Linked DNA regions of Homo sapiens: region 1 is linked to region 2. Evidence: chromatin loops called from intact Hi-C (ENCODE). Cell type or tissue: PC-3. All regions are shown on one strand. Each heading gives the region's core, and the rest is flanking DNA. Links, peaks and the distances in the headings are about the cores only.

What was found. Peaks named below come from ENCODE experiments on the same cell type or tissue, not always from the same donor. Only the 100,000 strongest peaks of a DNase experiment are listed, where the experiment ranks them.
Region 1: it touches region 2 in a loop (18-fold over the local background); 4 of 110 quality-filtered maps call a loop at or near these places.

Annotation. Positions count from the first base shown.
Region 1 is chr7:134,612,703-134,615,621 of GRCh38, forward strand. No RefSeq gene overlaps it. Among named protein-coding and RNA genes, the nearest start is that of BPGM, 33 kb to the right of the region's middle. In PC-3, for the core only: no CTCF peak of the experiment used is centred there; a DNase peak (open chromatin) is centred at 1,489; H3K27ac peaks cover 2,407 bases.
Region 2 is chr7:134,367,344-134,370,262 of GRCh38, forward strand. All of the region lies in intron 1 of LOC105375518 (a long non-coding RNA gene), which reads left to right. LOC105375517 (a long non-coding RNA gene) reads right to left here. Exons shown (of 4, transcript XR_928000.4): 4 at 1,394-2,201. Among named protein-coding and RNA genes, the nearest start is that of SLC35B4, 52 kb to the left of the region's middle. In PC-3, for the core only: no CTCF peak of the experiment used is centred there; a DNase peak (open chromatin) is centred at 1,628; H3K4me3 peaks cover 728 bases; H3K27ac peaks cover 2,478 bases.

The sequences.
Region 1 (2,919 bases), core at 276-2,775, 250 kb after region 2:
ATAAATTCCCCCATCTAAGACATTTTGTTATAGCAGCAGGAACAGACTAAGGCAGTATATTAGTCCATTTTCAAGCTGCTGATAAAGACATACCCAAGGCTGGGTAGTTTATAAAGAAAAAGAGGTTTAATAGACTTACAGTTCCGCGTGGCTGAGAGAGGCCTCACAATCATGGCAGAAGGCGAGAAGCACATTTTACAAGGTGGCAGACAAGAGAAAAATGAGAACCATGCGAAAAGGGTTTCCTCTTATAAAACCATCAGATCTCATTAGACTTATTCACTACCATGAGAACAGTATGGGGGAAACTGTCCCCATGATTCAATTATCTCCCACTGGGCCCCTTCCACAACATGTGGGAATTATGGGAGCTACAATTCAAGATGAGATTTGGGTGGGGACACAGCCAAACCATATCAGGCAGCATAAGAAAGATTGATTGAAATTCTAATATTTCCCTTGGTGTTTTAAAAATAATTTATTTAAATTCTTATTTATAAACTGAACCTCAAGATAGAGGAATTGGGAGTAAGACTCCACTAAGGGACAGTGGGAAGGGAGCTGGGAAGCACAGCAGTGACTGGGGTAACTATCAGTACATTCTGATGGGAGGGACTTAGTGGAAAGAGACAGCCCAAAATTCTTGCTGCATCTGCCAGTCAGCATAGTTGAGGTGGGAACAGACAGGGCCCTGTTACTCAGGCACCACTTCTGAATTTGGCATCCTCCAATAAGTCTTTCTTTCGCTGAAGTCCACCCACTACCCCATCCCAGTCTGATCTTGGTCTGAGTATAGGAAGTGAATGGTATACCTCTGTGTCAGACCCTGTGTGCCAAGGGTTCTTTACCTCTGGAGCTGATCACTTAACCTTCAAGTTGAATACTGGAGTCCAGTATCAAAACACCGCATTTACATTAACAAGCATATGCTTCCCCATTCCTTAATCATCAGAAGGAATAGAGTTATTAGAAAGTTGCTAAGGTGTTAGAAATCCATCAGTTGTCTGAGAAAGTTAGTGGAAGGATGCAGTAGAACAACACATTTAAAATGACTACCACTTCCTGGCACAGAGTAGATATTCAATATCAAGTTTCCTCTCTGTTGTTTTCCTACACAAGAGAGTGGCACAGAGTAAGTAATATCTGTCCTATAAACACTCACCATGGCTATCCCTCCCTGCCCTGCTAAAAGAAGACATAGTATATCCTCCCATTAATTTCTTTCCCCATTCCTACAGATATTCTTCCTATGAGATGGTGTCATCCTTATCCATTCCTGTTTTCTTCTTCTGGACACCTATGGTTTGTTTCTGTCCGTTTATGATGCAATACCTCAAACAACATTCAGTTCCTCAGATATGAGCTGACTAATGAAGGAGAAACAAAAGGGCTTCTTCCTCTTGGCTTAGATGCAACAATTCTGTTTTTCCAGGCTAAGGATTTCTTCGGGGTTTTGTTTTTCTTTGGTTTGGTTTGGTATAGCGCCACAAGTTGCTGTTGACTCATTTAGCTTCTAGCCAAAGGAAACCCCTGAGCCTCTTTTTCCTCCATGTGATGCTGCTGAGCCATCTCTTCCCCACCCAGATCTTGGAGAGCTGTTTGCTTTTCTAGATCTGAGTAAAGGACCTCTCATACCCAGTAAATTCCATCTTGTTAGATTCATTTTCTTCATTGTAGCCTTTAAGCACATTAACTATCCTGTTCCATCACCACTCCACATATCTTCTTCAAATTAGATTGATTTTCCAGTGATGTTCTTTATTGAAGACATTGCTAAAAAGCCTAAGTAGGACAGGAGACAACACTGAGCCCTGTGACCTGCCACAAGAAGCCTCTTAACAGGTTGAAAGAGAATTCATTAAACAGAACTCTTTTGGTATGGTCATTCAACTGGATGTGAATTCACCTAATTGATCTAGAATCCAGTTCATATTATTACACATTTTCTTTTTTTTTTTTCTTTTATATTTAGATGGAATCTCGCTGTCACCCAGGCTGTAGTGCAGTGGCCTGATCTTGGCTCACTGCAACCTCTGCCTCCCGGGTTCAAGCGATTCTCCTGCCTCAGCCTCCCAAGTAGCTGGGATTACAGATGCCTGCCACCACGCCTAGCTAATTTTTTGTATTTTTAGTAGAGATGAGGTTTCACTGTGTTAGCCAGGATGGTCTCGATCTCCTGACCTTGTGATCCACCCGTCTCGGCCTCCCAAAGTGCTGGGATTACAGCCATGAGCCACAGCGCCCGGCCTATTACATATTTTCTAAAACAAATCATGAGATATCTTGCCAAATGCTTTGTTCAAGTCACATCTACAATTTTTGCGGCACTCACTTCATCTTCCAGTCTAGAAAGTCTATCAAAAATGAAAATAATTCTACTGTAGAATGGTTTACTCTTTGTGAATACTGTTTATTAATGTTTGAAATGTACCACCCCTCTCCATTGCCCTCACCCATTAAAAAACTCATTTTCTAAAATGTGCCTCCCGCCGCCCCACTTTTTTTTTTTTGAGGCAGAGTCTCGCTCTGTCACCCAGACTGGAGTGCAATGGTGTGATCTCAGCCCACTGCAACCTCCGCCTCCCAGGTTCAAGCAATTCTCTTGCCTCAGCCTCCCGAGTAGCTGGGACTATAGGTGTGTGCCACCACACCCGGCTAAGTTTTGTATTTTTAGTAGAGATGGGGTTTCGCCATGTTGACCGGGCTGGTCTCAAACTCCTGACCTCAAGTGATCTGCCTGCCTTGGCCACCCAAAGTGCTGTGATTACTGGCATGAGCCACCACACCTGGCCTCAAATGTACCCCTTTTTTCATAGAGACAGTACAGCACTGTGATCCAAAGTGTGGCTTGAATCCTGGCTCCTCTACCTTCTGGCTGTGCTGACATGGGCACGTCGCCTTGGCTATCTGTCCCTCAGG
Region 2 (2,919 bases), core at 250-2,749:
GTTTGAATTACATTCTAGCTTTTATTTTACATTTTAAAATATTTTGTAATTTTATACCATGAAGATAAATTTCTTTTATCATAAAAAAAACTAGATGGGTGTGATGGCACATGTCCCGGCTACTTGGGAGGCTGAGGTGGGAGTATCACTCGAGCCCAGGAGTTCAAGGCTGCAGTGAGCTATGATTGTGCCACTGTACTCCAACCTGGGTGAAAGAGCAAGACCTCATCTCTAAAATAAAATAAAAATATATATTCATTGGAGTAAAAAATATTTTGATAACAATGACCATCATGAACTTCTTTACAATCACTCAGTTCTAAATCACATTGATGGGCTGAAGAGGAGGAGCAGATAGATATTCAGTAGAAAAGGGCTGGTATAGTTGTCCATACTGTTTACTTCTGCTTCCCTTCTGATTGGTCAATACCCTGTCATACTGTGGCTAAATATTTTGAATATCACCCCTGGAGAGGAATTTGTATTACGAGAAGCTTCATTTCCAAAGCAGCATCTTCCTAAGAATGTGTATGTAGTTTCGGCAGGAAAGGCATGGGTTCTAATGCCAGTCCTGCTTCTTACCTGCTGGGTGACCTTGGGCAGATGGTTTTAATCCTTCTGAGACTTATTTATGGAACGACAATAACCCCAGAACTAGTGTAGGGTGGTTGTGAGAATAAATGCATGTAGGTAAAAGCTCTGGCCCTAATGAGCACTCGATGACCTCATCTTTCTTCACAGTGTATCAGAGGTACCACATACTTCATTGGTGGTTAGTCTTGTAGTCATGGGATCTCCAAAAAACCCTTTCCCAACACTGAATTCACCAAGTATCTGTTATGTCTGCCTAGTCTTTCAGGCTACCAAAAAGCTGTTGAGTATTTCTCTAAGAATTGCTGGTTTCATCATTGCTTTCAATGGTTCTCCTGGGCTGGGCCATTGTTGACATGGAGCATTTATTTGTTGACTCAACTCAGGTGCAGAAACTTTCCATCAATACTCACCACCAGCACACCTACTGTGTGAACTTCTCAGGTGGTTTCTGACTGGGCGTGTGAAACACGTAAATATCCATGAAAACAGAACTTTCCTGAGAGTTTTCCATCAAAGTAAAACCAAAGCTACTTCTTAGTTTTCTTTCAGCCAGAGCAAGATTTTCTGGTGGGGTTGTGATACTGCAGGAGGCGATGTGTGCATGAAGTGTTGTGATGACTGAATCCATTAAAACAGAGAATTCCAGTGCTCACTGATGATCTAGCTCAAATTCCCCAAGATCTTGTATTACCAACAAGATTGGTTGTTCAGTTAGACAGAGCTCTTTTGTGTGTGTGCAATGGGAAGTTTCCTGTATTAACCTATATAATTAATTTGCAGACAAGAAAAACACTGCAAACATTGTTAAAAATGCATTTTATGTTCATTTTTTTTTTAATTTTTTAAATCGGGATTTGATCTTCAATGCTACCAAATCACCTCTAGTAAGACACAGGTCTGCAGTTAGTTTTTGAAGTGGATCCAGGATGGTGGTCTGAGGTTGCCTGTAAAGAATGAGGTTTTTCTGGCCTTTGGCCAAAGCAAAGTTAACTAACGGAAGGGATAAAAATTGTCTTGTGTGGGCCAAGCTGATGTTGCTCAATAGGTATTTTTTTGAATTGTGAGGAAAAGAGTTGCCTTATTTTTTCCACTTCTGGAATCATGAGAACCAGGGCTGGGAGTGAAGTTGCATGAGTCACAGCAGTGCATACAATTTTCATATTGACTTTCAGATGTCAACAATTCCTTTATCTGCATTATTTAACATTAACCAGGCACTGCCCAGACCTGCCCAAACCCTGTGTATGTAAGATGTTGCCCTTCTGCACCTGACAGCTTCCAACTCAGAGAGCTGAGGGAAAGGGGTCTCTGAGTCCTGGATATGTCCATCACCAAGCTGCTGAACAAAAGGCAGACACTAGGTGCCTTTGCACTTGGAGCCAAATCACTACTGGGATGTGGGATTCCTAGCCTGTGGCAGATTCTAATCTGGGAACTGGAAAGGGTCTTGTAGTAAGGAAAGGGCAGGCATTCGATGCAGGTGTCATGGGAGCAGAAGAGCTGGCTAGCAGCCTGACAACTGAGGAGGAAGGCAGAAAATCTAAACTCAGCACAATCTGTAATCCTGCATGGTGCAATCACTGACATCCAGTCCTGCTGGTTTCTCTCTGGAAGAAAGCAGAGAATTTTATAATGTGTTTCAGAAAGGTGTCAACATTCTCATCAATATCAAGGAAAAATTATTTTTCTATTTTTAGATGACTGGCAATTATCAGATCCTGGGAGAAGGACAAGGCAAGATGCCTGCCTGGGGAAGCTGGGCTTTTGTAGGAAGAAAAAGGAATTAAAAATGCAAGTTGGCTTCTGATAAGTGCCAAATAAATGATTTAGGGGGTAATTGCCTTGGAATTGAAAGAAATGAAAATAATTAGGGCTCCCCTAACCACCCGCTCCCAACATTGTATGACCAACTTCCTAGGGAGGGAAAATATATTTATTGGAAACATGATAGAACTGTCAGAAACCCAAGAAATCAATTACATAAATTGTGAAGCATAAGTCACAATGCTATTTGTTCTACAAGAGTGTAGAATTTGCAATTTTTCATTAAGATAGAAAATAAGAACGCACCACTGCTTCATCCAAGAGAATCATGCGCCCTCCCCGCCCCATGGTCCTCCTTGTTTCAATCATGCTATATCTGTGCAGGTGTTTTTGTTACTAACATTTGTCATTTGAGGTATATGAGAAGTCATTGGTCATCAGGTTAACTCAAGGGTGAATTTTATTTTTGCGTCTTCTGATAAGAACATTGGCTCTCATTTGTATTTAATGAGGCAATTAAACAGAGAAAATGGCCATGAGGAAAAGTAGATGATACGCCTC